Linked DNA regions of Homo sapiens: region 2 is linked to region 1. Evidence: read pairs that join two places in POLR2A ChIA-PET (ENCODE). Cell type or tissue: A673. All regions are shown on one strand. Each heading gives the region's core, and the rest is flanking DNA. Links, peaks and the distances in the headings are about the cores only. Region 1 holds the start of TNRC6C (trinucleotide repeat containing adaptor 6C). Region 2 holds the start of LINC02080 (long intergenic non-protein coding RNA 2080).

Region 1 (16,496 bases), core at 4,566-12,565:
ATAGGGACGTGATCATCCTGTCTTTCCACTTAAACCCCTGCACAGATGTGGATCTTGCTACCTTTCTAAATGGAGTTTCTTTTTCTTCCCATAGCTTGTTGGAGTACAGGTGGTATTTGGTTACATGAGTAAGTTCTTTAGCGGTGATTTGTGAGATTTTGGTGCACACATCACCTGAGCAGTATATACTGCACCCTACGAAATGGAGTTTCTATTAATAACTCCATTTGATAGAAACTCCATTTTGTAGGGTGCAGTGTATATTTGAACTAATTTGCCTAATATCTACCACCCACTGATCTCAGGTTGGCTTCTCAGGATTTCAAAGAATATATCTGTACCTATTTGCATACAGGAGTTTCAAAAATATCTGAAAAGAGCCATCCTGGCCTGCTTGTCTCTTCTTCCCTGCACCAATCTCTTCTGCTTCTTCAGCTGTTGGTCAGACTGGAGGATTTCCATCAACAACTGGCTGTATTCTGAGTCAGTCTCTAACTTTGTCGATTTCTTTCTTGCACCCTGGTGCTCAGAACTGGCCAAAACACTCCATTTGGGATCTGACCAGCTCAGAGTGCAATCTCTTAAACTGGACACTATTTTAACGTAGTGTTGTTGTCGTCTTCAAGCAGTTCACACATTTAGCCTTGTTGAACGTGTGGTCATCTATAACTAGAATTTTTTACATTACCTTGTATCCAGCTAAGTCTTCTTCATTTGTCCTCAACTAGTTGACATTTTAATTTAAGAGACACATTTAACATTTAGTCCTCTTAAACGTAATTTTGTTGGTTTTACCCTTTTTTTTTTTGAGACAGAATCTAGCTCTGTCATCCAGACTGGAGTGCATTGGCGCCTTCTCTGCTCACTGCAACCTCTGCCTCCCAGGTTCAAGGGATTCTCCTGCCTCAACCTCCCAGGTAGCTGAGACTACAGGCGCCCGCCACCATGCCTGGCTAATTTTTTGTATTTTTAGTAGAGATGTCACCATGTTAGCCAGCATGGTCTCCATCTCCTGACCTCCTGATCCGTCTGCCTTGGCCTCCCAAAGTGCTGGGATTACAGGCGTGAGCCACCATGCCCAGCCCTATAGATGATCAACTTATACCTTAGTTATAAGGTGGTGGTGGCAGGGCTGATAACAGGATGACCAACCCGAAACATGAACGTACCCATTTTTACAGTTGTGCCTGGGGTTCCTACTCATACTTTATCAGTTCAAACAACCACTAATAAGTGACACTGCTCTGCAGTCTTAACATTCATGGCCACCATATGCCTCAATGTTTCTGGGTCAACTTTAGTTTCAAACATTATCTCTACTGTCACAGGTCCACATGCCAAACTATGAGTCCAGTTTGGGGTTCAGAACATATAGTCTCTATAGTTCTGCCTTTTCTCGGTGCTCAGAGTCTAATATCATTGGAGAAGAGGACGATTTTTGCCTGATTAAACTGAGGGAGGGGGATAAGAAAGGGAACCAAAGACAATGCTAAATAATGTATTTTGGTTCAATTTTCCAAAAAGTGAAGCTCTGCTTATCACAATGATTGGTCCACTCTGGTCCACCCAGATACCTGGATTCCTCATTTATGTAGCAGCAGTCTACTTCGTGGGCGCTGCCTATTTTGAAGATGTTATTTTGCACTCCCTTCTGGAGCATGTGATAATACCTCTACCTTTGAGAAATACAAAAGATGTAGGTTCTCTGCAGTCGAGAATTAAATGAACGTAAATAAAATGAATAGACAAGGCAGAAGCCTCCATGTCAGCTCCCTCTGCCTTCAGATCCTTCTAAGGGATGTGGGTTCTCGGGAGGGGAAATACACAACACGATACAACAGACATTTGACGACCCTTTAGAGGCTGGTTGTGAATCTGACTACCGGAGGGCTTAAAATATGGCAGTAAGAAGAAAGGAGCTCATGGGACCCTGAAGGGAAACGAGAGCGGGGAATTTGTCTCTTTCATCCACAGTCGTTTCAAAGCATGACACTTGCGGTAACAAAATTGCATTGCGAAAGTACTAGTGTGTTATTATCTCCTCTTCAAGACAGGGACACGTAGACAGGGAATGGCCTCTTCCAATACCAACTTCCAAGTAGCACTGCTGATCCTCCACTGAACGATGGGGGAAAAGCTAGCCTGCTTCTGCGACCTTGCATGAAAATGGAGAAAATTCTTGGTTTCAAAATCTTCTCCTGGCTTGAACCGAAAGTTAAAAAGGGACTTTTCGAATTGCACATTGCGCCTGACCTTACCTACCACTAATGAATAATGGATATCGAGGAGCCGTGGAATGGAGGATCACGGCGGCGTACGGAGCACCGGGGAGGAATCGTGGGGTGCGTAGGCGCCGGAGCGCCCGGGTTCGGCCCGGACCGAAGGCTTGCGCGGTGAAGGTGTGGTGTCTGTGCTCCGGGGAAAGGGCTGTCTCCCCGGGGGACTGTTTCGCAGCGAGGCTTGTTTTGCTCGCAGCTGGGCGCTCCCTGGGGAGCGACTGAGCGCAAGGGCGGGCCGGGAGGCGCGAGGCGAGCACGATGCTCCAGGGCCCCAAGGACTCGTGTGCGTGTGCGTGTGCAAAGTGGGGCGGTGCAGGGCGTGTGCACGGCACGGGCGAGACGCGCGCCGGTGCGGGCGCCGGGCGCCGCCGGGCGCAATTACAGCATAAAGCCCGGGCGCCGCGGGGCGCTGGCCCGGAGAACCCACCGGACGCGCAGAACCGGATCGGCACCCCTCCCGCCAGCACCCTAACGCGGAGCCACAGCGCCCAGGGACCGGAGGGCAGGCGGCGGCGGTAAAGGACACCACGCAAGTCTCCACGTAACCCCCCCGAGCAGTGCAAGCTCCCAGGACTGGCGCGCGTCCCGGCCACTCGGAGCGCGCACCGCTCGCACCCCGGCGCGCTCCCCGCGCGGTGCAGGGAACCACAGCGCGGGCGGGTATTAAGGGGAAAGGAGGAGGCGTGGCCTGGCCGAGGAGCCAATGGGCCGGGAGGGGCGCGCGGGGGAGGAGCTCAGGTGCAGAGTGCCGATTGGCCAGTTCGCCCTCCGGTATGCAGATACGGTGGGAGTCACGTGCTAGGGGCCGGGACGACTTCCTGTTGGAGGCCAACGCGGGGCGGGGAAGGGGGCGCGAGCGCCCCGTCTGGCTGAAGCGGGGGGAGGGGGGTTCTTGTCAGTTAGAGCAACAAGATGGCCGCGGTGGCAGCTCCGCACCTCAGCGCGACGGCCCCGGGAGCCGTAGCCGCCGCCGCCGGCCCCGCCGCCGCGCAGTCTTGAGCGCCGCCCGGGCCGCCCCCTGACAGGGCAGTCCCAGCGCCCGCCGCGCTCCCGCCGCCGTCACCGTCGCAGTAGCCGCGGGCCCGCCCGAGCCGGAGGCGGAGGGAGCGGAGCGGCCCCGCGCCCAGCCGTCCGCAGCTGCCACCGCCGCCGCCGCCGCCGCCTAGGACCCGGACCCCGCCGGAGCCGCATCCCGCCGGGCGTGAGGAGGAGGACGCGTCGCGGCGTTGCCGGGGCCGGACCTGGACCTGCCGGGACGCGCCGCCGCCCACTCGCCCGCGCCGCCGCCGCAGCCGCCGCCGCCGCCCGCGCCGGGACCTGAGTCCGTGGCGCCGGCGCTGAGCGGGCCCCCGCCGCCCGCGCACTCCCGAGGCCCTCGGGCGGTTGTTCGTGCCGCCGCCGCCGCCAGGCCCGCGCCACCGGAGCCCCGCGGAGCCGCCGCCGCCGCCGGGGACGGAGCCCAGGTGAGCGCGGCAGTCCGCCCGCTCCTCGCCGCAGCCGCAACTTTGCCGGGAGGTTCGCGGGCCCTTTGTTCGGCCGAGCCGAGCCGGGGCGGGCGCTGGCCCCTAGCGACCCGCGTGCGGCGCCAGGCCCCGGGCCGGCCGGGTTTGAGGGGAGCGGCGGGAAGCGGCCGGGGCCGGGGCGCGTGTGTGCTAGTGTGAGACGGGGCTGTGCAGACGCCCGGTGTGCATCACAATCAAACGGGAGTGGAATGGAGGGCTGAAGATGGATGTGCCCCCTCCCTTTTAAAACTCATGCAGCGGTGAAATTCGGTCCTTTCCGGGCAGCCCCCCGCAGATTTTGCACTGGTGATGGCAGGCGCGAACCCGCCGTGTTTTGGTGCAGGAGCCCGGTGCCGTTGTTTGGGGGAAGAGAAAAACCCGGGGCGTGCTGCGGGTGGGCGGAGAAGGACCCCTGGGCGCTCTGCGGCTCTGAAATCAGGTGGATTTTCTAACGGTGCTGCGGACTGCGGAGTAATGCGTATGAGGAAAACGAGCCGTACAACATCTGTCCTGTTATCAGATAACGTAACCCGAGCGCCTGGTTGCCGCCTCTGCTTTAAGCGGTGCCTCCTTTGCACCTTTACCTTGAGGACGAGATTTAATTAATTGATTCGTAGCTATGAAAATGTGCAGATGTGGATGTGGGGGTTCCCTGCCTGTTAACCTGGGGAAGAAATAACTGGCAAGCATGTTACACGGAGCTTTGGGGATCTTAGCAAAAATGAAGGCTTGCTGCTTGGATGTTGTGCCGGGAGGTAGGGGAGGAGGAGCCGCTAGATCGTGGCTGCACCTATTGCATTCGAAGGCATTTGACGGTATTGGTGATTCTGCACGTAATTAGTGGAGTTGTCTCAAACCTTTGCCTCCGCCAAATGAAACCTCCATTTGAGTGGTCCGCTCGGTTATTTCTAGGCGTGAACTGCGGATTCTAAACTCAAAATGGTGCTCTGTAGATGTCCAACTTCAGCGTCTTTAAGGAGTTGCAAGTTGGAGCCTTCTGACTGGGTTAATCCATTGTGTAGCCGAGGTTCGGTTTTTCTCGAGTGTCTGGTGTTCACGTTGACGTACTTCGGCCAGTACAAGGTAGCCAATTTATGGTGATCGCTGTGAGAGCCTCGTACGTCCCTGAATGTAATTTGAGCCTGCATAAGGCCTACTTTATGCAAGTGATTTCCTGCAGTTGGAATTGAATAACTATGCGAATGAGTTGAGACCCTGGAAACCTGGCTTGAGTGATTTCAGAGGACAGTGGTAGCTGGTTTGAAATGTGTAGGGGGTGTTGGCAATGATATTCATAGATTCCGGATTTCCTTCAGTACTGTATGAAAGAATAAATGATAAAACTTAGCCCCAGGCCAGATGAACTTGGTTAGTAGAGGGCACCTTGAAGAAATTTACATTGTTCCAGAACAGCAGAGGTGGCAATGGTCTTTGAGCATGTTTCACTGTAGCACCCCTAGGATGCTTTGTTGGGGGAAATAATGCAAAACAGGGTTTTTAAAATGACTAGTTCAGTTGTCGGAATTAATTTTGTGTGTATTAATAGAACAAAGTAATGATGTGAACAGTTGTAACTTTACCTATACTGAAAGTTTTTTTTCTACAGAAAGTTTTTAATATTTATTTTCATAAGAATAGACATTCTTGGAAGCTGTTTTTCATACAGATTTCTCATGACCTGACCATAGGCATAGTCAGGCCGTGAGAAATTGATAGCTCAGAAAACGGTAATAGTAAACACACACACACACTCGTTTTTATTATAAGGATCTGATTTTAAAAGCTTGTTTGTAACTCTTCTGTGCTTCTTGTCCAAAACAAAGACCTTGCTGACCTTACCTCGGTTTTACTTTTTTTTTTTTTTTTTGAGACAGTTTCGTTCTTGTTGCCCAGGCTGGAGTGCAATGGCACGATCTCGGGTCACTGCAACCTCCGCCTCCCGGGTTCAAGCGATTCTCTTGCCTCACCCTCCCGAGTAGCAGGGATTACAGGTGCCCGCCGCCACGCCCGGCTAATTTTTGTATTTTTAGTAGAGACGGGGTTTTGCCATGTTGGCCAGGCTGGTCTCGAACTCCTGACTTCAGGTGATCCGCCTGTCTCGGCCTCCCAAAGTGCTGGGATTACAGGCGTGAGCCACCACGCTCGGCCGGTTTTACTTTTAAGGTATGAAATTAAATACGGTTGATACTGAGACTGTCTGTCATAAGGTTTAATCTTAACAATTTCATTTCGGATTCTGCCATTTAAATATTCTGGTAGTAACCTGGAGTATATGTAAGTGTTGGTTTTAGATTTTCGTCCTTCGTGTTTATTGCGGGGGGCGAGGGTGGGTTTCGAGTAGCATATGTCTTAACACTAACATCATTTCGAAACAGGTTTACATTTATATTTAGTTGGCTTAGGAACTTTGGAGTAAATAGTTGCCTTTAGAATGCTGATTGTGAAGGTAGAGTGGAATGAACTGTTTCGTTTGACATTCGGTGATTAAAAAATAACTAAGTCATACAGAGGATATATGAAACTAAATACAGTATTTTTCATCACCGCTACCGCCACCTTTTTGTTAAACAGCTGGCTTTCCTGAGATACATTTGTGCTTTTCCAAATGCTGTCATCTGGCTTACTTCCAAAACCAAGCCAGAGGAGGGTCAGGGCTGGAGTAGGACAACCTTTCTCCTTAATGAAGGGAGTTTCCAGTTTGGAAAGAAATGGAAGACACAGTTCCTGCAGTGCTGGCTGGGAATGAGGTATTTACATTACCTCTCCAACCCCAATTGAAGGGGATGAGGTCTTGATTGTAACTTAGTCTTGCTTGGCCCAGGAAAGTGATGCTAACTTGACATTTTTTAAAAAAGACTACTGATGAAAGTTAATTGTTTGATTTGAGTATATAGAATATCTTTGGCATCGTAGAAGTTCACCAACAACCTTTTAAGATTGAAAAACCATTTAAAAGACTATTTGGGGGTCTTTTTGGCCTTCCCCAATAGGAATTGGAGCATTCGATTGCATGCTTATGCTTTGGATGACTGTTTATCTTTCAGTCAGGGTTTATTGTGCAAAGGTGATACTTAAGATTTTATAAGAAAGAAAATCGTTTGGCTGTGAACTCTAGGCTGTCCCGTATACCAAAGTAAAACACATGGGACAATTAAGATTTGGGGATAGAGCAAGCAAAGATTACCAAGAGCAACTGAAGCTGGTGGAGAAGGCACAAGAAATGGAGAGGAGGAGACAGGAACAGATTTATAGACGTCCTTGGAGCTGGCAGAAGGATAGGTTGAGGGAGCAGGAGGCGGAGTCCTGAACAGACTGAGCGTGAAAGGGTCTATATAAGCTGGGAAGAACCAGGTAACTTTATGTTTGTTTTGTTTTTGTTATCTTCCGTTGAACTTGTTTTGGCTTCTTTCTCATAATTTTAAGACATGGGTTTTTACCTTTTCTCCAGCTCTATCTCAGAGGGTCTTCAAATATTTTAGGTGAGAAGTAAGGAAATATTTTGAAGTGTTGGTGACACAGTCTTTGGTCTCTCTTGCATGACAACTGGTCCCAGTGAAGGTGACTGGATTTTAGTTACTTTAGATAGTTAACATCTTAATATTTTGTTTGAAGATGTCATAGATTTGAGTAGGGACAGCAAAATATCAGGTGAGAAGTGGCTCCTATTTTGTAGGGGGTAGATTGTACAGGTTTTCTTGCTTTTACTCAGTCTATGGCTATCCAAATTTATACAAATGAGTTTTTAAATAATTGTGTGGTCACGAGGAGAGCATTCTTTATAAAATGATATACAATAAGCTTTCTTTAAATAGACTTTAATGCAGTGGAGTCCATTTATAAATTTTCAGCTTATACATAACTTTTTAGGAATATAATTACTTAAAAATGTAAAGGTTACTTGTCAGAAATAACTATATAACCTTGTGCAGAAAGTGTATATCTGAAATTGAAACTGAGAAATGTATAATCTTAGCCAGTGAACTTGTTTGAATAACCCGATTAAAATAATGGTACAGTTTCCTATTGTACAGATCGTGCATTTGAAATGTTAATTTATTTAATGAAAAGTAAATTATGTAATTTTAAAAAATCTCCACCTGGGATATATATAACAAGGTTTTACATGTTTAAAACATGCTGAAAATCCATATCGTTTGTTCCATTTTTGGAGTTTTACTAAAAATGAATTCTTTTCTTAGCTTTAGATGTTTTCAGAGAATGAAGAAGCTATTGCAGGAATGGAGAGCTGTTTGTTAAGAATGCATTCCTCCTCTGTAGCCTTCAAAAGACTATAGAGCTGTGTGCAGAGCTAGACAATCTGGGCATCCAGCCATAAAACATCACTGCTGTAGCACAGATAGTTGTTCGCACTCTCCTGAGCCCTCTGTGGCTGCAAACCACAACAGAAGTAATGGTCTTGGGAAAGGAACACTCAATGTTATTTTGAACTCTTAATATTCTCTGTGTCTCTCTGAGTTCCAGCTATGCATTGGAACTTTGGTTTTCTAAAATATAGTAGTGATTAAGGATGAGCAATAATATAGCTTCTTAAGTATATTCCTCTTGTAAGCCAGTGGATTTAAATGTTTGCTCTAGGAAATAAGGGGTGTCTAGGAAATAAGAGTTGTCTGTCCCACCATCTTCCTCTTTATTTGCCTCTTTGTTGCAATACTTCTTTTCTGTTGGAGAACCACTGCCCTAAGACCCATATGATCACTGGGCCACACACAGTGCACATGGCCCAAAGAGTCATCTGGAATCTTCCAGATATTTTGTGGGATGGATTGGTCTAATTTGGCCCAGTTTCCACTTTCTCATGAACCTTTTTGGCATAACAAATTTTTAATTTTTTTGCACAAAAATGAAGAAGAGTGTGACTGGCATCTATTTGTATAAATCCAAATGGTTTACTCTGAAGACCCTCTCTGTTTTTCTTCTTCAGACCATTTTAGAAATTAATACTCTATTGTATCTTTATAACTTCCTTCTCTGAAGGATTGAACTACAAACCTATAGTATCACAGTGTCAAGTTGAATTATTCTCAGCAGTTGGATAACTCTTGTCTGTGGTTGAGTCCTTTACTAATGTGCAGACTGTCTTTTGACGTGGCTAATACCAGATGCAAGTTGGTGCCCAGGTGGTTATTGGGAATATGTGCTTTGTTTGATTCATTTTATGTGTGCCTTCTAGCTTATTAAGAATAAGATCTCTCACAGCTAAAATCAAGTGCTTGGTTTGAGCCTGGCAAAGATATTGTTTACTTTTTTATTCCCAAAGATCATTTCTTTTTAATTACTCTTTTAGGAAGCAGGGAAAATCTCAGTGAAAATAGCAACTGGGAATTAAACTAAGATCTGAAACTGGGAAATGGCAACGCGGGCACAGGTGTCACCTTTCCAACTGTTGTTGAGATGATGTGGACAACGGTTATTCAGAAATTACAGTGGGGAGGAGGGAGATGCACAAGTATTTTTTCTCATACTCCATATGAAATATGAAGTGCAGAGTGAGGGGCCCAGAGTGTAGGGAGGGAATTTAATAGGCTTTGTTCTTCAGGGGGCTATGGCTGATGTCTTAAACAAGGTCTTTTTTGGTAGGGAGGCACAGTAAGGGAAGAAGGTGATGGATTTGTGGGAACAAGTACATTTGAGTCACTGAGGACAATTGGGAATTGTGAAGTGGGAGTGGACGAGGTTAGAAAGCATCCTTAGGTAACCAGATCTCCATTTAAAACTAATCTGAGCATTTACAATGTGATTATGTGCCAAGGACATGAGTTTATCTTATTTAATCCTCACAACACTCCTGTGAAGTGGTTGCTTTTAACATTCCCATTTTACAGATGAGCAAAGGGAGTAATTTCCACAAGATCCTATAGCTTATAGGAGATGAAGCCAGAATTTAAACTCAATACACTTCAAAGCCCTCACATATGGAAAAAGCTTGGATTATTTTAATAGCTGCTTAATGAGTCTCTTCCTCTGTTCTGTGTCCTGCTATCCAGCTGCCAATATTAACTGACTGCCTTCTGAGCACTTTGTGTGTATGATCTCATTCATTTCTCCTCAGCAGCTTATAAGTTAGGAGCTGTGATTATATTCACTTTATACATGGAAGCTGAAACTGATGGAAGTTGAATAATTTGCCCCAAATCAGAGCCTTAATAAATGTGTCTAGGTCCTTGGAAGCCAGAGCTTGAGCTCTTTATCATTCCGCTGTGCTGCCTTCTGAAGCCTGAGCCTGATTACATCATTCCTTCCACAAAACCTTTATGTCTTCCCTGTGCAGCGGCCACAGGGGAAGGACATCAACTTCTTCCTGCCCTCCTGGAGCTGTCTTACTAGTATAGTGAGAGAAATGGGCACCAAACAAGTTGTTAAAAAAAGAGAGAAAGCAATACATGTGAAGAACGCCACATACACATATTAAAAAGTTGACAAAAACCTAAGGTAATAGATCATTATATAGCTGTATACTGGATCTCCTCTCTTAAGGACGCATGTCAAAATTTTGGATGCTCTGAGAACTCCAGCAGTGAAAGAAATATGTTTACCTTTATTGGCCCAGTATTTCCCAAACTTATGTGGCCATTGAACATTGTTTTCCCTTCATACCACTTTTTAGTTCAGTGGGACTGACTTTAACAAATTCAGAAAGGAAGAGTGCCTGGTCATCCCCAGAGAGGGCCTGTGGGCTGCAGTGGTTAGGCAAGACTTCACTTGAAATGAGTTCTGAAAGGCTGGCAAAGCTTGGTTGGATGAAAGGGATATTCTACAAGGAGACGAATGGGCAAGCCATGTTTGGAAATATTTTGTAAAGCGCGTAACATAATGGCTGAGACATAGTAGGGACGGGATATAGTTATTGACTGGATGAGTGCAGAGGCCTAGCTGTAAATGGAGGTTCTGTGTTGGCAATAAGGTTTAGAAGGGGCTCTATCAGGTGGAACCTCTAGTTGTTGGCTCCTTAGGAACCGTTGGTGGCTGTTGGTGGGCATGACATGAATCAGGTGTTGGATTAGAATCTTCCTTGAGCAGAGGTATGGTGTTAAAACTGGCTGTTGTAGCTGTCTGTGCAAGGTGATGCCTACATACTGGTAGGGTCAAACTGAAAAGCTGTTACAAAGAATCAGCAGGATAAAATAATACAAAATGATTGACGTGGGTTGTTGGAAAGAATGAGTTCTAAGAGGCATAGGGTACTTACTGCTCTTCCTAGAATCTGCCACAGAGGCTTTAAATTAATGAAGCTAATATTAAGATATTTGGTTAAATACACATAGTACATTCTTTTTAGATGCTGATGGGGAAAGATGACACACAAGATAGTAGTTTTAGGCGAGTTTATTGTATGAGGTTGTGTTCTGCAGTAGAGATTTGACTCACAGCATAAATCCAAGTATGTGATGAGCCATGTAATAATAGACGTCTGCTGTTAATTATGGTGGATACTCTCAATGAAATCAGATTTTCTTAGGGCCATACCCATAAAAAAATTCTTGACCTAGATCTTATATAACAGTCCCAGGTATATAGTAAATTTTATGCATATGGAATGTTGACAGGAAAGAAGAGAAAACAAAAATCTTTAATGTTTCAAGGAAGCATAAGATCAAATCATTACATAAATAGAATAGCAGCATTAGTAATTGTGTTGAAGTTACTAGAATTTTTAAATTTTAGGTAAACTTAAGAGATTCCTTAAACTTAAGGAATAATAGATTCTTTTTTACTCCTGTAGAGTGGGGAAACTTTAAAACAGATAAAAATATTTTTTATTTTATCAGTCAGGTGATGAATGAGGATCTTAGCCACTGTTGGACTTTTGTGTATATGTAGTGTGGCATTTAATTGAGCATTGTTATTTATTCTTTTCTATCAACTTTAGACTTTAAATTTCAGCACATTTCCTTGCAGATTAATGCTTTGCAAAAAAAACTTCATTATCATGATAATTTCTTAAGATTTGAGTTACTTATTAGCAGGGATAATAACATGTTCATCTTTGTAATCCCTACATCGTCTATAGTATTTTGAAGATATTTAGATAACAATCATCTGTTTCTTCAGAGATATTGCTTCCACAAGTCATGCGGGGGGGGAGAGAAGATTGATAATTGAACATGTTTCTTCGGTTTTTAATCTTTTAGAATAACGATCAACTGTGTTTTCAACTAGTAAGCCTGGTACGTGGGGCTGTATCTGCAGATTTGAGGGGAATTGGGAAGCTGACAGGTGAGGAACAGTCATCATAGGGGCTCCCTGCACTACTGTTTTCTGTAGGGTACCTGAAGGAGTGGCTAGTTCCTTTTCCTGAGGCCTCTGGGCACTGCCAATAAGTGCCACTGACCCAATCATGAAAAAACAATGTGTGACGCTTCTCATGCACAACAAAATTGTAGGTATGATAGATCAATTACAAGGTAATTCCTGGCTTGTCTTTCACAGATTTGATGATGGTCTTTAGATACTAGCCCATTGGAAAAATGAGTGTTATGACTAATGAGATTATTCTGGCCAAGCCAGAATGTCTGGTTAGCATTATTCTGGATAGACTTATATCCCGCCCTCCTTTAGGGAAAACTCTCTGGAAATAAGAGGATTTTTAAAAAGAGATTGTCAGTATTCTTTTTCTTGAAATCAATTTATGTTTACTCATAATTTCAGTACTCCTTTAAAGGTTACTTTATAAAAATTTGAGATGTAGTTATTATTCTTATTATTCTTATTCTTATTCTTATTTTGAGACAGAGCCTCGCTCTGTTGCCCAGGCTGGAGTGCTGTGGCATGGTCTCAGCTACTGCAACCTCTGCCTCTCAGGTTCAAGCGATTCTCCTCCCTCAGCCTCCTGAGTAGGCGGGATTACAGGTGCCTGCCACCACGCCCAGCTAATTTTTTGTATTTTTAGCAGAGATGGGGTTTCACCATGTTGGCCAGGCTGGTCTCAAACTCCTGACCTCGTGATTCGCCCACCTCGGCCTCCCAAAGCACTGGGATTACAGGCGTCAGCCACCGCGCCTGGCTGAGATGTAGTGGGTTGTTGTTGTTGTTTGAGACGTAGTCTTGTTCTGTCGCCCAGACTAGAGTGCGGTAGCGTGATGTCAGCTCACTGCAACCTCCGCCTCCCGGGTTCAAGCGACTCTTCTGCCTCAGCCTCCCAAGTAACTGGGACTACAGGCGCCCGCCACCACACCCAGCTAATTTTTGTATTTTTAGTAGAGACAGGGTTTCACCATGTTGGCCAGGATGGTCTCTTATCTCCTGACCTCAGGTGATCCGCCCACCTCGGCCTCCCAAAGTGCTGGGATTACAGGCGTGAGCCACCGTGCCCGGCCCGAGATGTAGTTATTTAAATAGCTTATGCACATGCCTATTTAGCCTTGGATGGCAGAATTTTGATTGGGTAGATCTTAAGTCTTCAGAAAATGGTTTGTTCTCTTTAACTTGTGATTTTCCAACTAAATCTTAAATTAGTGAACGTGAGTTTAAAAATTCAGCCTTTAGGAACACTCACAAAAGTTCTCATTAGTTTCTCTTACTTTTTATTTGTCTTTCCCACAACCTTTCCCCCCTGTTTTCCCACTTGCCCTCCTGAAACTGCACTTGAGAGTTGGGAGTAGAGAGAGACCTGGTTTGAGGCAACAGGGTGAACACAGCGTTCTTTCATTCTGTGTACTGTTGTGACGCTAAGCCTGTTAGCGTTGAGATACCAGCCCACAGCTGGTGAAAGGATTCCAGACTTCATACTGGCAGTTTATTGAGTGCCTACCATGTGCCAAGTACAGAGCACTTAATATGTTATTTCATTTATTCTCCTTAATAAGAGGAGAACACTGAGGCACTCTGAAGAAGCCAGGTCACCTAATTCCATTGGCTGTGCTCCTCACCGCTCTATTGCACTACCTCATTCAGACTGACTGAGGTAGTATAATTTCCATTATCTTTAATAAATTTTTTTTTTTTGAGGCAGAGTCTCGCTGTCACCAGGCTGGAGTGCAGTGGCGCAATCTCGGCTCACTGCAACCTCTGCAACCTGGGTTCAAGCGAGTCTCCTGCCTCAGCCTCCCAAGTATCTGGGATTACAGGTGCCCGCCACCATGCCCAGCTAATTTTTGTATTTTTAGTAGAGACGGGGTTTCACCATGTTGGCCAGGGTGGTCTCGAATTCCTGATCTCAGGTGATCCACCTGCCTCAGCCTCCCAAGGTGCTGGGATTACAGGCGTGAGTCACCACGCCCGGCAATTTCCATTATCTTTAAAAATCTGAGAGATCTTTGGGACCTCAAATTTGATCTGTGGCATCTGACCTATTAAGAGAAAACTAACGTTTATGTGTTTATAAGAATCGTTATTTATACTTGAAAAGCCTGATGTTCTTTTCTCTCTGATTTCTAACTCTGGCATCTAGAATGCAGTGTAGGCAGCAGTGTGCCTGGGAGACAAGCAGAGATCTCACGGATTCCTTTATTTTTCCTGCCATAGCAGCAAATTTTCCTTGGAGCACTATTTGAAAATTAACATTACTGAAAAAATTAAGCCCACTTAAAGGGACTCTAGTTTTTATCTAAATTATAAAAGGTGAGAAGACAGTTCTGAAAAAAATGTATCACCTTGAAACTAGAATGCTTTAGTTAATGGGGTAAGCTAGAAGTAAGCTGCCTTTGATAACTCATGTAAGAGCAGCATATGAATGGATGATAACTGTCTTTCTTCCATTTAATTCAGCTACTTCCTATTCAATCTCAAATCTCAGTTGGAAAGCAATTTCCCTCACTTGACCCATTTTTCTTCTGCATTATATCTTTCTTCTGGTTCTTCAACACAAAAAGTTTGAAAAGACTTGTAAGCAGATTCAGACACCTGGTTTGGGCTAAGCGTATTTCATTATTTGGCTTTCCAGTTGGAAGGATAACAGTTTTACTTCTTTACATTTTGTTTTGTTTCTTGGTTCTTTTTGAGACAGGTTCTCACTCTGTTGCCCAGGCTGGAGTGCAGTGGTACAGTCACAGCTCATCGCAGCCTCAGCCTCTCAGGCTCAAGCAGTCCTCCCACTTCAGCTTCCAAAGTAGCTGGGACCACAGGCATGCACTATCATGCCTGGCTAATTTTTAAAATTGTTTTTGTAAAGACAGGGTCTTCCTATGTTGCTGGGATTGCAAGTGTGAGCAACCTCACCTGGCTGCTGCTTTACTTTGATATCACAACTTTCAGGAGAGATATATGTTAAATGACTGAGACTGGTATAGAGTCATATGGGTATAGACCAAGCTTGCCCAACCTGCAGCCCGGGATAGCTTTGAATGCGGCCCAAAACAAATTAATAAACTTTCTTAAAATACTATGAGATTTGTGTGTGTGTGTGTGTATGTGTGTGTTTAAGCTCATCAGTTATTAATGTTAGTGTATTTTATGTGTGGCCCAAGACAATTCTTCTTCTTCCAAGGTGGCCCAGGGAAGTCAAAAGATTGGACACCCCTGGTATAGATAAAAGCAGGTAATTGGCCTAGCCTGGGCGACACAGCAAGACCCTTGTCTTTTAAAACATGAAAAAATTAGCTGAGCATGGTGGCACATACCTGTAGTCCTAGCTACTCAGGAGGCTGAGGTGGGAGGATCACTTGAGCTGTGGAGTTCAAGGTTACAGTGAGCTACGATCCTGCCACTACACTTTGGCATGGGTGATAGACCTTGTCTCAGAAAAAAAAAGAAAGAAAAGAAAAAAGTAGGTGGGGGGTATAAAATTCTTGTTTTAGTAACACGGGCAATGTAAAGATGTTATAATTTTAGTAAAGATATATGAAATAAGCCTCACATATCCATATTGTAAAATGTCTATCTGAGACCCAAGTCTCTGGAATTTGTTATCTAAATTAATCTATTAGTGGTATCATTAACACATGCATTAGTTACAGGTGTCTTGTAATAACATTTATTTCACACCTTGGGTGATAAAGTGCTTGAATTGGTTTCTGTCTTTGCCAGATCAAATTCTAAATTTCCTAAAATAGCTAACATGAAACCAGTCTCCTTTATGAACCCTTCTCTGACTTCTCTCATGATAAACTTTCTCTTCTCTATTCATTCCTTTGGTCATCTCATTCAGTCCTGTGACATTAAATACCACATACGCACTGAAGACACCAACCTAGACTGCTCCCCAGACTCAATATTTCCATATCCAGTTGCCTGTTCCACATCTTGATGGCTTTTTAATGGGCATTTCCACTGAACAGATCCAGAACTGCACCCCTGTTCTTGCCCCAAAATAACCTCAGGAGGTTATTTTGTCTTCACTGATGAATTCTGTCAAACATAGAACTAATATCGAGCCTTCACAAACATTTCCAGAGATTAAAATCTGCTCTGCTTGCATTCCTTCCCACTCACTGAAAAGCACTGCCATCCTTCCAGTTGCTCCACTCAAAAACTTTGGAGTCCCCATTGACTTCTCTCTTTCACTCCATGTATGTCCATCAGAAATTAAGTAAGAGATTTCTGAATAACCCATAGGTTAAAGAAGAGCTCACAAGGGAAAATTAGAAGATATTTTTAAGTGAGTTAAAAAAAAAAAAAAAGAACATGTCAAAATTGACATGATGCAACTAAACTGTACTAGGAGAGAAATGTATAGCTTTAAATGTATTAAATATGTATTAGAAAAGGAGAAAGATCACAGATCAGTCACTTAAGCTTCTACCTTCTGAATCTAGAGAGA
Region 2 (16,496 bases), core at 3,418-11,417, 1.2 Mb before region 1:
CTAAAAAATTAGCCGGGCGTGGTGGAGCGCACCTGTAATCCCAGCCACTCAGAAGACTGAGGCAGGAGAATTGCTTGAACCCAGGAGGTGGAGGTTGCAGTGAGCCTAGATCACGCCACTGCACTCCAGCCTGGGTGAAAGAGCGAGACTCCGTCTCAAAGAAAAAAAAAAAATTAGCCAGGCGTGGTGGCAGGCACCTGTAATCCCAGCTATTTAGGAGGCTGAGGCAGGAGAATCACTTGAACCTGGTAAGCAGAGGTTGCAGTGAGCCAAGATCATGCCATTGCACTTCAACCTTGGCGACAGAGCAAAACTCTGTCTCAAAAAAAAAAAAAAAAAAAATCTGAAGAAGATGTACTCTTTTTTTTTTTTTTTTTTTTTTTTTTGTTTTGAGATGGAGTGTCACTCTGTCACTCAGGCTGGAGTGCAGTGGTGTGATCTGGGCTCACTGCAACTTCCACCTCCCAGGTTCAAGCGATTCTCCTGCCTCAGTCTCCCAAGTAGCTGGGATTACAGGTGCCCGTCACCATGCCCAGCTAATTTTTTTTGTATTTTTAGTAGAGACGGGGTTTCACCATCCTGGCCAGGCTGGTCTCGAGCTCCTGACCTCGTGATCCACCTGCCTCGGCCTTCAAAAGTGATGGGATTACAGGCATGAGCCACCACACCCAGCCGAAAATGTACTCTTAACCACAGTCAGTCCTCCATAACCATTTTGTATTGTAGGTTCAAACAACCATGGATCGAAAATATGGGGAAAAAAATTGTATCTGTACTGAACATGTGCAGACTTTTTTTCTTATGAGTCCCTAAACAATGGTGTATAACAACTATTTACATAGCATTTACATTGTATTAGGTATTGTAAGTAATCTAGAATTGTAGTAATTACGGGCTCATGCCTGTAATCCCAGCACTTTGGGAGGCTGAGGCGGGCGGATCACCCAAGGTCAGGAGTTCGAGACCAGCCTGGCCAACATGGCGAAAACCTGTTTCTACCAAAAAAAAAAAAAAAAAAAATTAGCCAGACGTGGTGGCGTGAGCCTGTAATCCCAACTACTTGGGAGGCTGAGTCAGGAGAATTGCTTGAACCTGGGAGATGGAGGTTGCAGTGAGCTGAGATTGCACCACTGTACTCCAGCCTGGGTGACAGAACGAGACTCCATCTCCCAAAAAAAAAAAATTATAAAGTATGCAGGAAGATGTGTGTAGGTTATATGCAAATACTATGCTATTTTATATCAAGGACTTGAGCATCTGCAGGTTTTGGTATCTGAGGGATGACTGGGATGACTACACATCTTTCATGATGTTGACAATCAGTGGAAGATGAGGGATGTTGTAATTTTGATTAAATTTCTCCATTCAGAAAATGGTGGTGCTTTCTAATTTCCTACCAGATCAGCTCACTGCAAGCTCCACCTCCCGGGTTTACACCATTCTCCTGCTTCAGCCTCCTGAGTAGCTGGGACTACAGGTGCCCGCCACCACGCCCGGCTAATTTTTTTTTTTTTTTTGTATTTTTTTAGTAGAGACGGGGTTTCACCATGTTGGCCAGGATGGTCTCGATCTCCTGACCTCGTGATCCACCTGTCTCAGACTCCCAGAGTGCTGGGATTACAGGTGTGAGCCACCACGCCTGGCCGATCAGGCCCATACTTCTTTGCCTGACACTGAACAATTCCTAAAACCTCATCCTGCAAAACCATACCTGCTCCATGCAAAACCAAAACTTCAAGACTCTAAAACCATGCCAGTCTCCAAAACATACCCTTTTCTGTAGACACATTTATTTTATTCTTGTTTCATGAATACATTTTACTTCAACATCTCTGCCTTTGTTCATATTGTATTTCTTTGTGGAATGACCTCTCTTTCTCCTTCCTTCTATCCAAATCCTATTCATCTTCAGGACCTGGCATAAGTCCCACCTCCCTGTGAAGCCTTTTCGGACCACAGCAGCCTTTTCCTGACTTTAGTGAAGTTCCCACAGACTGAATCACACCTCATCTTGCATTGCTTCCTTTTCCCCCATGTGTTTTTCTTGTTCTCACAACTATATTAACTCTTGGGGGGAAGGACTGTCATTTACAGTCTACATCGTACAGTCTACAGTCTAATATCCTCGACATTGACTAGTCTGATGACTTCCAACACCAAATCTCTGGGGGTTTCTCTTCCACACCAGCCGACTCTGCAGCACCAGCTGGGTGTTCAACAATTCAGTTCAATCCTGACACTACCAGGAGTTAGCACCGACCCTCACAGGTTAAGTAAGGTCTCAGTCCCACAAGACTACCATTACCAGAAAGGGATCCTGATGCAGACTCCAAGAGAGGGTTCTTGGATTTCACACAAGAAAGAATTCCGAGGCTGGGCACGGTGGCTCATGCCTGTAATCCCAGCACTTTGGAGGCCGAAGTGGATCTGAGGTCAAGAGTTTGAGACCAGCCTGGCCAACATGGTGAAACCCCATCTCTACTAAAAATACCAAAAAAAAAAAAAAAAAAATTAGCTGGATATGGTGGCACGAGCCTGTAGCCCCAGCTACTTGGAAAGCTGAGGCTCGGTTGGGCACGGTGGCTCATGCCTGTAATTGCAGCACTTTGGGAGGCCGAGGCAGGCAGATCACGAGGTCAGGAGTTCGAGACCAGCCTGACCAACATGGTGGAAACTCATCTCTACTAAAAATACAAAAAATTAGCCAGCTGTGGTGGCAGGCGCCTGTAGTCCCAACTACTTGGGAGGCTGAGGCAGGAGAATTGCTGGAACCCAGGAGGTGGAAGTTGCAGTGAGCTGAGATCGCACCACTGTACTCCAGCATGGGCGACAGAGCGAGACTCTTCCTCAATTAAAAAAGAAAAAAGAAAAAAGAAAAGAAAGTAAAGAAACAAAAGAATGGCTACTCCATAGACAGAGTAGCCCTGAGGACTGTTGGTTTATTTTAAGGTTGTTTTTTGATCAGTTGCTAAGCAAGGGATGGATTTTTTAAGAGTTTTCTGGAAAAGGAGCGAGCAAGCCCCAGAACTGAGGGTTCCTCCCTTTTTAAGCAATATAGGGATATAGGGTAACTTCTGGGCATTGCCACGGCATTTGTAAACTGTCACGGCTCTAGTGGGAGTGTCTATTAGTATGCTAATATGTTATACTTAGCATATAATGAGGTTGAGGATGACTAAAGTTCCCTTTAGTCGCTGTGTTGGTTTTGGTGGGTTTGGGCTGGCTCTTTTTCTTTTACAGCATCCTGTTGTATTTATTATCAGGGTCTTTATGACCTGTATCTTGTGATACCAGTCCTGAGGACCTCCTGTCTCATCCTGTGACTAAGAATGCCTGACATCCTGGGAATGCGGGGCAGCAGGTCTCAGCCCCATTTTACCCAGCCCCTATTTAAGTTGGAGTTGCCCCAGTTCAAATGCCTCTGACACTACCCCCACTTACTTCAGATGCCAGTCCTAAATCCAGGCCGTCCATACTTCTTACTGACCAGCTGTAAAGGGAGGGGAGTTCCTATAATCCCCAGCTCATATTTGATAATTTGCTAGAATGGCTTGCAGAACTCAGGAAAACATTTTTTTTTTTGAAACAGGGTCTCACTTTGTTGCCCAGGCTGGAGTGCAGTGGTGCTATCATAGTTCACTGCAGCCTCAAACTCCTGGGCTCACGTGATCCTCCCACCTCAGCCTCCCGAGTAGCTGGAACCACAGGTGCGCACCACCACGCCCGGTTAATGTTTTAAATAAATTTATGTAGAGATGGGGTCTCACTATGTTGCTCAAGCTGGTCTTGAACTCCCACGCTCAAGCAATCCTCCCACCTCAGCCTCCCAAAGTGCTGGGATTACACGTCGGAGCCACCATGCCTGGCCCAGGAAAACAATTTACTTAAAATTGCCAGTTTATTGTAGAGGATACAACTCAAGAAGAGCCAAATGGAAGAGATGTGTAAGGTGAGCTTGGGGTGGGGATGCAAAGCCTCTATGCCCCGTCCAGGGATGCCACCCTCCCAGCACCCCATGTATTCACCAACCTCGAAGCTCATCACGTCTCCAGATTTGAGAGATTTTATGCAGCTTAATGGCAGCCTCCTCCCTGCCCTTTCAGGAGATCAGTGGGTGGGATGAAACGCCCAACCTTCTAATCACTTGGTCTTTCTGGTGACCAGTCATTTGTGAGACTATATGGGGACCCCACCCTTTGTCACCTCAGTACATGTGTTATCAGAGAGGCTCATAACAACCAAAGACACTCCTGTCTTTCAGGAAATTCCAAGGCTTGTAGGAGTTCTGTGCCACTGAGGACAAAGACCAAATATATTTCTTATTATATCACATCTAGTAAAGGTCTGAGCCTCAAGGTGACTCTCGGGAAGTGGTTAGCAACCAGTGAGCTGTTGCTCTATTATGATTTAGAAAATAAGGAAATGAGGCAGGGCATGGTGGCTCATGCCTGTAATCCCAACACTTTGGGAGGCTGAGGCAGGAGGATCACCTGAGGTCAGGAGTTCGAGACCAGCCTGACCAACGTGGCAAAGCCCCGTCTCTACGAAAAATACAAAATTAGCCAGGCATGGTGGCACATGCCTGTAATCCCAGCTACTCGGGAGGCTGAGGCGGGAGAATTGCTTGAACCCAGGAGGCGGAGGTTGCAGTGAGCCAAGATCGCACCAGTGTACTCCAGCCTAGGCAACAAGAGTGAAACTCCATCTCAAAAAAAAAAAAAAAAAAAGAAAATATGGAAATGCAATAGATTCAGAATCATAAGATGTAGACACAGAAGGAATCTTGGAGAACATTTAAAACTTAGGGAACTCTTGAGACAAAATCTCACTCTGTCACCCAGGCTGGAGTGCATTGTCACGATCTTGGCTCACTGTAACCCCTGCCTCCCAGTTCAAGCAACTCTCGTGCCTCAGCCTCCCAAGTAGCTGGGATTATAGGTGCCCACCACAATGCCTGGCTAATTTTTGTAGTTTTAGTAGAGATGGGCTTTCACCATGTTGGCCAGGCTGGTCTCGAACTCCTGACCTCAAGTGATCCACACACCTCAGCCTCCCAAAGTGCTGGGATTACAGGTGTGAGCCACCACGTCCTGCCTTATTATTATTTTTGAGACACAGTCTTGCTCTGTCACGCAGGCTGGAGCCATGTCAGCTCAATGCAACCTCTGCCCCCCTGGATTCAAGCAGTTCTCCTGCCTTGGCCTCCTGAGTAGCTGGGATTACAGGTATGTGTCACCACGCCCGGCTAATTTTTTGTATTTTTAGTAGAGACTGGGTTTCCTGACCTCAAGTGATCCACCCACCTCGGCCTCCCAAAGTGCTGCGATTACAGGCGTGAGCCACTGCGCTGGGCTCATGGTTCCTAATTATATCGCAGAACCACACCTCTGTGTCCCAAACATTATTGCAAAGCATTTCTCTTCTCCCACCTTGTTCCCACCCCCAACCTTGCCCAAAGCTTAAAGCTTACAAGTCACCTAAATATTCTATTAGGGGAAAAAAACTCCAGCATGTTTTATTATCTGATCAGATGCATCATCTCATACCCCCTTTCCCCATGATTTCTCCTGCATTTCTTCTTGCTATTCCAGCCACTCCTATAGCCTTTTCTTCTCTTTTTTTCTTTTTCTTTTTCCTTTTTTTTTTTTTTTTTTGAGACCGAGTCTCCCTCCGTTGCCCAGGCTGAAGAACTGTGGTGTGATCTTGGCTCACTACAACCTCTGCCTCCTGGGTTCAAGTGATTTTCCTGCCTCAGCCTCCAAAGTGGCTGGGATTACGGGCACCCGCCACCACTCCCAGCTAATTTTTGTATTTTTAGTAGAGACGGGTTTCACCATGTTGGCCAGGCTGGTCTCGAACTCCTGGTGTCAAGTGATCCACCTGCCTCGGCCTCCCAAAGTGATGGGATTACAAGTGTGAGCCACTGTGCCTGGCTTAGCCTTCGGTTTTGCTATTTTCTCTTTTTACTAAGTATCTGGCTAAAAGGGTTTTCTTGGAGCTAGTACTGAAGTGGTATCCTTAAGGGAGGTAAAAAGTCCAAAAGCTGGCTTAAGTGTCCAGTAAGGAATCACTTAATTTGGCACAGAGGGAAGCATTGCCTCTGTAATGGTCACCTATGAAATCCTTTCCAATTAAACAGCCTTCTCCTTTGTGCTGTAGTCTCTTTGTATTGGTGTGGCCATTTGTCTGTGGGTAATAGCCAACTCGCAATGGATTGTTGCTGCTATTAATCTTTTTTTCAAGAAAGAAAATGACACACATAATAACCTGTTTGAAAAAGCCCTTTAATGGTACATTATTATTTGTTGTCTGGCTACAGAACAGTGAGGGCAGTGCATAGCTGTCTATACACTTTTCTTGCTGCTACAGAACTGATTGACTGCAGTAAAATAACCTTAAGATGTGTTTCTATGTTTCAGTGTAGAGGGTATACTTAGAATTTCCTGTATTTATCCTTCTATTAATACCATACTCAGACTGGGTGCAGTGGCTCACACCTGTATTCCTAGCACTTTGGGAGGCCAAGGCAGGCAGATCACCTGAGGTCAGGAGTTCAAGACCAGCCTGGGCAACATGATGAAACCCCATTTGTACCAAAAATATAAAAATCAGCTGGGCGCAGCAGCACGTGCCTGTGATCCCAGCTACTTGGGAGGTGGAGGCAGGAGAATCGCTTGAACCTGAGAGGCAGAGGTTGCAGTGAGCCGAGATGGCACACTGCACTTCAGCCTGGGCAACAGAGGGAGACTCGGTCTGAAAAAAAAAAAAGGAATAAAAGAATGGCTACTCCAGCCGGGTGTGGTGCCTCACGTCTGTAATCCCAGCACTTCGGGCGGCTGAGGAGAGTGGATCACTTGAGGCCCGGAGTTCGTGACCAGCCTGGCCAACATGGCAAAACTCCGTCTCTACAAAAAACTTAAAAAATTAGCCAAGCTTGGTAGCATGCACCTGTAGTTCCAGCTTTGAGCCCAGGAGGCAGAGGTTGCAGCGATCTGAGATCATGGCCTGCACTCCTAGCCAGGGGCACAGAGCAAGGCTCTGTCTCAAAAAAAAAAAAAAAAAAAAAAGGAAAAGAAAAGAAAAAGGAAGAAAAAGAAATAATAGCTACTGCATAGGCAGAGCAGCATTTTTTTTTTTTTTTTTTTGAGACCAAGTCTCACTCTGTCACCCAGGCTGGAGTGCAATGGCATGATCTCAGCTCACTGCAACTTCCGCCTCCCAGGTTCAAGCAATTCTCCTACCTCAGGCTCCCGAGTAGCTGGGATTACAGTCATGCACCACCACGCCTGGCTAATTTTGCATTTTTCGTAGAGACAGGATTTCACCATGTTGACCAGGCTGGTCTCAAACTCCTGACCTCAGGGATCCACCTGCCTTGGCCTCCCAAAGTGCTGGGATTACAGGTCTGAACCACCGTGCCTGGCCCAGAGGTCACTTTAGTTACCATCTTGCTTTTGGTGGGTTTGGCTGGCTTCTTTACTGCATTCTGTTTTATCAGCAGGGTCTTTAAGACTTGTATCTTGTGATACCAGTCCTGCTGACCTCCTGTCTCATCCTGTGTCTAAGAATGCCTGACCTCCTGGGAATGCAGCCCATTAGGTCTTGGCCTCATTTTACCCACCCCCTATTCAAGATAGAGTCGCTCTGGTTTCAGATGCCTCTGAGGCAATTACTGGGCTGGGCACGGTGGCTCACACTTAGCACTTTGGGAGGCCAAGGTGAGCGGATCACTTTAGGTCAGGAGTTCAAGACCAGCCTCGCCAACTTGGTGAAAGCCCATCTCTACTAAAATACAAAAAAAATTAGCCAGGTGTGGTAGTGGGCACCTGTAATCCCAGCTTCTCGGAAGGCTAAAGCAGGAGAATCGCTTGAAGCCAGGAGGCAGAAGTTGCAGTGAGTCCCGATTGTGCCACTGCACTCCAGCCTGAGTGACAGAGCAGAACTCTGTCTCAAAAACAACAACAACAAAAACAATTACTGTCATAAAAATGATAATAACAAGTATTGATGAAGATTTGGAGAAACTGGAACCCTCACATATGGCTAACAAGAATGTAAAATGGTACATCTATTTTGGAAAACAATTTGGCAGTTTCTCAAAATATTACACATAAACCGACCATACAACTCAGCAACTCTAACTCTTAGAAATTTACTTTCACAAAGTCATGCACTTGAGTGTTCCGAGCAGCGTTATTTATAATAGTCAAAAACTAGAAACAGTTGACATGCCATCCACGTGTAAATGTATAAAATGTGGTTTATCCGTACAGTGGAGGGCTGGGCACATGGCTCACACTTGTAATCCCAGCACTTCGGGAGGCCGAGGCAGGCAAATCACTTAAGGTCAGGAGTTCAAGACCAGCCTAGCCAACATGGTGAAACCCTCTGTCTACTAAAAATACAAAAATTAGCTGGGCATGGTGGCATGCACCTGTAATCCCAGCTACCGCATGAGTACACTCAGACAATTGCAAAGGAGTTCCACTCCTCTCACCTTGGGGTCAGCACCTACCCCCATTACACCCATGATCAGCAGGAAGAAGTTAGAGCAGTCTTCACCCTTTTTCCATATTCATTAGCCAACACCTTAAGATTAAGGTGTTATAAAACCCAAAGCGAGGCCAGGAGATCGAGTCCATCCTGGCTAACACGGTGAAACCCCATCTCTACTAAAAATACAAAAAATTAGCCGGGCGTGGTGGCAGGCACCTGTAGTCCCAGCTACTCGAGAGGCTGAGGAAGGGGATGGTGTGAACCCGGGAGGCAGAGGTTGCAAGGAGGTGAGATCGTGCCACTGCACTCCAGCCTGGGTGACAGAGTGAGACTCCGTCTCAAAAAAACAAAAACAAAAACAAAACAAACAAAAAAAAACCCAAAGCAAGAGATTGAAAGTGCCATGGCAAAATTATAACTGAGACAGTGAAAGAGATCTGACCTAACCAACTCCATCTTGCTTTGCATCTCCAAGCTGTTCTTATTCATTCCTGGGCACAGACCGAACTAACTTTGGAAGGAACTTGGTTTATAGTTTAAAACAATGACGATAACAGCCCTTTACCAAAACAAAGTTCCTTCTTGCCTGGAGACTAGACTGCCTTTGTCGGACTAACAAATTAGCCACAAGATTAGAATTTATGGTTTAGGAGTCATGCAGCTGGAGGATACAAGATTCTGACCCTCCTTAAACTGCTCCTAAGATCAGTGTTTGAGATGTTTTGCAGACCCTGCACTCGATGGATCATCTGGCACCACCCAGATCGATAAAATGGCCCATCTGATCTTATGGCCCCTGACCTGGGAATTGACTCCAGCACAAAAGGACAGCTTCAGTTCTGCATGATTTCATCTCTGACCCAACAGTCAGCACTCTTGACTCAATGGCCTTCCCTCCCACCCCCACCAAATTATCCTGAATTAAAAACTGTGATCCCAGAATGCTCAGGGAGACTGATTTGAGTAATAATAAAACTTTGGTTTCCCACACAGCCGGCTCTGCCTGAATTACACTGTCTGTATTGCAAATTCCCCTGTCTTGATAAATTGGCTCTGTCTAGGCCGTGGGCAAGGTGAGCCCGTTGGTCAGTTACAACCATGCTCAGCTAATTTTTTGTATTTTTTGTAGAGATGGGGTTTTGCTGTGTAGCCCAGGCTGGTCTTGAACTCTGGGCTTAAGGGATCCCCCCATCTCAGCCTCCCAAAGTCCTGGGATTACAGATGTGAGCTACCATGCCCCGCCTAACTGAGTAGCTTTACTTATTTATTTAAAAAAATTAGTTTTATTTTTTATATCGTAAGCCTTACTTGCAAAATGAGTAGCTTTCAATAGATGATCTTTCTCTCTTTTTTTTTTTTTGAGATGCAGTCTTGCTCTGTCAACCAGGTTGGAGTGCAGCGGCGCAATCTTGGCTCACTGCAACCTCTGCCTCCCGGGTTCAAGTGATTCTCCTGCCTCAGCCTCCCAAGCAGCTGGTATTACAGGTGCCCGCCACCACGCCCAGCTAATTTTTGTATTTTTAGGAGAGACAGAGTTTCACCATCTCGGACAGACTGGTCTTGAACTCCTGACCTCGTGATCCACCTGCCTTGGCCTCCCAAAGTGCTGGGAAATGACAGGTATGAGCCACTGCGCCTGGCCAGTGATCTCTTCTTACTGCACTCTGTGACTTGCCTTGAATTCCTTCCTGCACAAGATCCAGGAACCCTCCCTTAGGGTCTGGGTAGGGACCCCTTTTTCTGGCAACAGAGACTTTAAATACTTTTATGACTGCCTCTGATAGATTGTTCTACACATCTGTCCTTTTTGTTAACATGATTATAGGAAATGTAATTTAGGGCACCAAGAGAAGATCTATTCACGGAACACAGGAGTGAATACACACTGCCTCTGTATTGATGGAACTCATGCTGGGCCATTAAGTATTTATCCATGTATGCAAATGAGCATTGTTTTCAAGATATTGAGCCTCTCCTACCTTTCCTTCTAACTGATCCAAATCAGAATAACCTGATTGGTGAGCTGAGCTTCACCTCTAACTTGACTTGTTGTTGTGCTGCTATTGGTAATGAGGTGATACTAAGGGACTTTTTATGTTGATAGTGTGAGCGTCTCACATGCATGGGATAGGTAGGGTATGTGGGCCCTGGGTTTTGACTAGGTGAGATGCGAGGAAATACTTTTTTCTCTTTTTTTTTTTTTTTTTTTGAGATAGAGTTTCGTTCTTGTTGCCCAGGCTGGAGTGCAATGGTGCGATCTCAGCTCACTGCAGCTTCCACTTCCTGGGTTTAAGCGATTCTCCTGCCTCAGCCTCCTGAGTAGCTGAGATTACAGGCACCTGCCACCACTCCCGGCTAATTTTTTGTATTTTTAGTAGAAACAGGGTTTCACCATTTTGGACAGGCTGGTCTCAAACTCCTGGCCTCTGGTGATCTGCCTGCCTTGGCCTCGCAAAGTGCTGGGATTACAGGCATGAGCCACTGTGCCTGGCCTTTTTTTTTTTTTTCACCATTTTTTGAGACGGGGTTTCACTCTGGCCCAGGGTGGAGTGCAGTGGGACTACAGGCATATGCCACCATGCCCGGCTAAATTTTGTATTTTTTAGTAGAGATGGGGTTTCACCATGTTAGCTAGGCTGATCTCGAACTTCTGACCTCATGCGACTCACCAGCCTCGGCCTCTCAAAGTGCTGGGATTACAGGCATGAGCCACCACGCCTTGCCAGATATGAGGAAATACTACCCACTTTGGCAGAGTGCTTTATCCTTGCTAAAATACCTTACCCCAAATGCAAGAAACAAATCTTATTCCTGTTTGTTTTTTGAGACGGAGTTTGCTCTTGTTGCCCAGACTGGAGTGCAACTGCGTGATCTCAGCTCACCGCAACCTCTGCCTCCTGGTTTCAAACCATTCTCCCACCTCAGCCTCCCGAGTAGCTGGGATTACAGGCATGCTCCAGCATGCCTGGCTAATTTTATATTTTTAGTAGAGACGGGGTTTCTCCATGTTGGTCAGGCTGGTCTCGAACTCCCGACATCAGGTGATCCGCCTGCCTTGGCCTCCCAAAGTGCTGAGATTACAGGTGTGAGCCACCACGCCCGGCCCTTATTCCTGTTATTATGTGCAGATATTGAGAGGTGACAGCGTGCTGGGAGCCCTCTCAGCCCTCGCTCGCTCTTGGAGCCTCCTTGGCCTCGCTGCCCACTCTGGCCACGCTTGAGGAGCCCTTCAGCCCACCGCTGCACTGTGGGAGCCCCTTTCTGGGCTGGCCAAGGCTGAAGCCAGCTCCCTCAGCTTGCGGGAGGTGTGGCGGGGGAGGTATGGAGGGGGATGCGCAGGCGGAACCGGGGCTGCGCGTGGTGCTTGCGGGCCAGGGCAAGTTCCGGGTGGGTGTGGGCACGGGCGGCCCCGCACTCGGAGCTGCCCGCCAGCCCCCCGGCCCCGCCGCCCCGCCGGCACGGGCAGTGAGAGGCTTAGCACCTGGGCCAGCAGCTGCTGTGCTCAATTTCTCGCCCGGCCTTAGCTGCCTCCCTGCGGGGCAGGGCTCCGGACCTGCAGCCTGCTATGTCTGAGCCTCCCCGCCCCCGCCGTGGGCTCCTGCCCTGCCCGAGCCTCCCCAATGAGCGCCGCCACCTGCTCCAGGGCACCCAGTCCCATCGACCACCCAAGGGCTGAGGAGTGCAGGCGCATGGCGCGGGACTGGCAGGCAGCTCCACTTGCGGCCCAGTGTGGGATCCACTGGGTGAAGCCAGCTGGGCTCCTGAGTCTGGTGGGGACTTGGAGAATCTTTATGTCTAGCTAATGGATTGTAAACACACCAATCAGCACTCTGTATCTAGCTCAAGGTTTGTAAACTCACCAATCAGCACCTTGTGTCTAGTTTAGGGTTGGTGAATGCACCAGTTGGCGCTCTGTATCTAGTTAATCTGGTGGGGACTTGGAGAATCTTTATGTCTAGCTAAGGGTTTGTGAATGCACCAATTGGCACTCTGTATCTAGCTCAAGGTTTGTAAATGCACCAATCAGCACTCTGTGTCTAGCTCAGGGTTTGTAAATACACCAATCGACACTCTGTATCTAGCTAATCTAGTGGGGACCTGGAGAACTTTTGTGTCTAGCTCAGGGATTGTAAACGCACCAATCAGCACTCTGTCAAAATGGACCAATCAGCTGTCTGTAAAACAGACCAATCGGCTCTCTGTAAAATGGACCAATCAGTAGGATGTGGGTGGGGCCAAATAAGAGAATAAAAGCAGGCTGCCCGATGCTGCAGTGGCAACCACCTCAAGTCTTTTGGAAGCTGTGTTCTTTTGCTGTTTGTGGTATTGCTGCTGTCTGCTCTTTGGGTCCATACTGCTTTTATGAGTTATAGTACCACAAAGGTTTGCAGCTTCACTCCTGAAGTCAGGGAGAGCTGGAACCCACAGGGGGGAACGAACAACTCTAGAAGTGCTGCCTTAAGAGCTGTAACTCTCACCGCAAAGGCCTGCAGCTTCACTACTGAGCTAGTGAGACCACGAACCCACCAGAATGAAAAAACTCTGAACACGTCTGAATATCAGAAGGAACAAACTCTGGACACGCTGCCTTTAAGAACTGTAACGCTCATCGCGGGGGTCTGTGGCTTCATTCTCGTAGTCAGTGAGATGAAGAACCCACTAATTCCGGACACAATATGATACGGAGGTGGTTAAATTACGTGGCCCAATCAAGGGTGGGTCAGCCGAACTGCAGTGAGGACTTGGGTCAGCTTGGTGAAGTTCACGTTTGGGCTTTATCCTCTCCCTGGAATTTTGTGTCTCCCAGGCAATTTCTGTTGCCTGTGCTTTTGAGTGAAAGGTAAGTCTCCTCCCACAGCCTTGCTCTGTAGAATAAGATGGCATTTGTAGAATCTGACTTTTCAGAGTCCTTTCAAGTATATCCTTACTTTGAGCCTCCCAGTTAGGAGATGGATTCGTATCCTCATGTGATGGCTCAGGAACGGAGCTCAGAGAGGTGGGGAACCTGCCTGAGAGAACAGGTGCGTGGCACAGTCAGCTCCAGAATGGGCTTCCTTGCCCTGCACTTGTGTTCAGTTGCCTCTCCACAGAGCCTTTTCCCAGGTGTTTACTAAATACAGTCGGACGAACTAGAATTTCAGAAGTTGAATTAAGCATACGACACTGTAAACTAAAAACCCTAAGCCCCTCACCAAACGAGAACACCCCCAGTTGACCAAGAGGACCCTAGATAAACATTTAAAATTGAGTTCCTGGCCACGCGTGATGGCTCACAACTGTAATCCCAGCACTTTGGGAGGTCGAGGCGGGCAGATCACTTGAGGTCATCAGTTTGAGACCAGCCTGGTCAACATGGTGAAACCCCATCTTTACTAAAAATACAACAATTAGCTGGGCATGGTGGCAGGTACCTATAATCCCAGCCACTCAGAAGGCTGAGGCAGGAGAATCGCTTGAACCTGGGAGGTGGAGGCTGTAGTGAGCCGAGATGCCACCACTGCATTCCAGCCTGGGCGACAGACCGAGAGTGTCTCAAATAAATAAAATGGAGTTCCTGGCTATGACGGGAAGGGAGGTTGGACACACTTTGTTATATCTCCTCTCTTTTGGAGCCACAACTTACCAACATTAACAATAAAATAGAGATCGGGAGGCTGACAAAACAGCCTCTTTGTGGCAATAAGACACCAAATTATAAACAAGATATAAAGCCATGGCAGGCAAGGGGATGCCTGAAGGCCATCCAGCACATTGTAATCTCATCATATTGTGCAGGTCATATTGTGGTTGACTGCTTAAAGTGGACATTCCTTTCTGCTAACTCCCAAGTTTTATTTATTTATTTATTATTTATTTTTATTGAGATGGAGTCTTGCCCTGTCACCCAGGCTGGAGTGCAGTAGTGTGATTTTAGTTCACTGCAACCTCCATCTCCCAGGTTCAAGTGATCCTTTCACCTTAGCCTCCTAAGTAGCTGGGACTACAGGTGTTTGCCACCACGCCCCAGTTAATTTTTGTATTTTGAGTAGAGACAAGCTTCCACCGTTTTGACCAGGCTGGTCTCGAACTCCTGACCTCAAGTGATCCGCTCTCCTCGGCCTCCCTTAAAGTGCTGGGATTACAGGTGTGAGCCACCGTGCCTGGCCTTTGCTAACTCCAAGTTTTTAGACAAAGTTATGTTCCTTTAACCAATTGCAGATTAAAGAATCTCTGAGTAGGCCAGGTGTGGTGGCTCATGCCTGTAATCCCAGCACTTTGGGAGGCAGAGGTAGGCAGATCACTTGAGGTCAGGAGTTTGAGACCAGCCTGGTCAACAGGGTGAAACCCCATCTCTACTAAAAATACAAAAATTAGCCAGGCGTGGTGGTGTGTGCCTATGGTCCCAGTTACTAGGGAGTCTGAGGCAGAAGAATCACTTGAACCCAGGAGATGGAGGTTGCAGTGAGTTGAGATCGTGTCACTGCACTCCAGCCTGGGCGACAGAGTGAGACTCTGTCTTAAAAAAAAAAAAAAAGAATCTTTGAAGCTGGACAAGGTGGCTCACACCTATAATCCCAGTACTTTAGGAGGCCAAGGTAGGAAAATCGCTTGAGCTGAAGAGTCGGAGACCAGCCAGGACAACATGGCAAGACCCCATTTCTGCAAAAAATTTAAAAATTAGCTGGGTGTGGTGACGTGCTCCTATAGTCTCAGCTACTTGGGAGGCTGAGACAGGAGGATTGCTTGAGCGTGGGAAATCAAGGCTGTAGTGAGCTATGATTGTGACACTGCACTCCAGGCTGGGTGACAGACTCTGCCTCAAAAAAAAAAAAAAAAACCAAAAAAAAAAACTCTGAATCTGCTTATGATTTGTAAGCCCCTACTTCAAGGTATCCCACCTTTTTGGACTAAACCAATGTGTATCTTCCATGTATAAAATCAAACTGTAGGCCGGGGACAGTGGCTCACGCCTGTAATCCCAGAATTTTGGGAGGCCGAGGCAGGTGGATCACTTGAGGTCAGTAGTTCTAGACCAACCTGGCTAACATGGTGAAACCCCATCTCTTCCAAAAATATAAAATATCAGCTGGGTGTGGTGGCACGTGCCTATAATCCCAGCTACTCGGGAGGCTGAGGCAGGAGAATCACTTGAACCCAGGAGGTAAAAGTTTCAGTGAGCCGGGATCGTGTCACTGCACTCTAGCCTGGGTGACAGAACGAGACTCTGTCTCAGAAAACAAACAAACAAAAAAACCAACTGTATGTAGCCCAACCACTTCTGGTGCGCTTTCTTAAGCCTTTTTGAGACTGTTACCCCAGGCCACAGGCACTCCTATTGGCTCAGAATAAACCTCTTTAAAACATTTTACAGAGTTTGGTTTTTCGTTAACTATCTTTTTTTTCTCCCCTCTTTGGGTACAGGGTCCTGCTCTGTTGCCCAGGCTGGAGTACAGTGGCATGATCTCACTGCAGCCTTGATTTCCGGGCGCTCAAGTGATCCTTCTACCTCAGCCTCCTGAGTAGCTGGGATCACAGGTGTGGACCACCATGCCTGGTTAATTTTGTTTGTTTTTTGTACGGACAAGGTCTCTCACGATGTTGCCCAGGCTGGTCTTGAACTCATAGGTTCAAGCCATTCTCCTGCCTCGGCCTCCCAAAGTGCTGGGATTACAGGTGTGAGCCACCACACCCCGCTGTCCTGTGCAGATTTTTTTTTTTTACCACTTGTCTCTCTGTGTTGGAAACTGCAAGGTATTCACAGTAAAGCCAATTTTTTTTTTTTTTTTTTTTGAGACAGATTCTCGCTCTGTTGCCCAGGCTGGAGTGCAGTGGCGCGATCTCAGCTCACTGCAACCTCTGCCTCCCGGGTTCAAGGGATTCTCCTGCCTCAGCCTCCCGAGTAGCTGGGATTACAGGCATCCGCCACCACACCTGGCTAATTTTTATATTTTTAATAGATACAGGGTTTCACCATGTTGACCAGGCTGATCTCAAACTCCTGACCTTGTGATCCGCCCGCC

What was found. ChIA-PET counts read pairs that join two places held together with the same protein. Peaks named below come from ENCODE experiments on the same cell type or tissue, not always from the same donor. Only the 100,000 strongest peaks of a DNase experiment are listed, where the experiment ranks them.
Region 2: POLR2A ChIA-PET joins it to region 1 with 13 read pairs; 2 of 35 experiments call an interaction of 5 or more read pairs at or near these places.

The regions. Positions count from the first base shown.
Region 1 is chr17:77,955,527-77,972,022 of GRCh38, forward strand. It overlaps TNRC6C (trinucleotide repeat containing adaptor 6C), which reads left to right and starts at 3,177. Exons shown (of 23, transcript NM_001142640.2): 1 at 3,177-3,742. RefSeq lists silencers at 2,792-2,841, 2,862-3,321 and enhancers at 2,994-3,553, 3,554-4,112. In A673, for the core only: no CTCF peak of the experiment used is centred there; a DNase peak (open chromatin) is centred at 8,105; H3K4me3 peaks cover 663 bases.
Region 2 is chr17:76,794,320-76,810,815 of GRCh38, forward strand. It overlaps LINC02080 (long intergenic non-protein coding RNA 2080), which reads left to right and starts at 4,725. Exons shown (of 3, transcript NR_110837.1): 1 at 4,725-5,225; 2 at 9,866-11,634; 3 at 11,969-12,783. It also overlaps a transcript of MFSD11 not described here. RefSeq lists an enhancer at 10,157-10,680. In A673, for the core only: no CTCF peak of the experiment used is centred there; no DNase peak of the experiment used is centred there.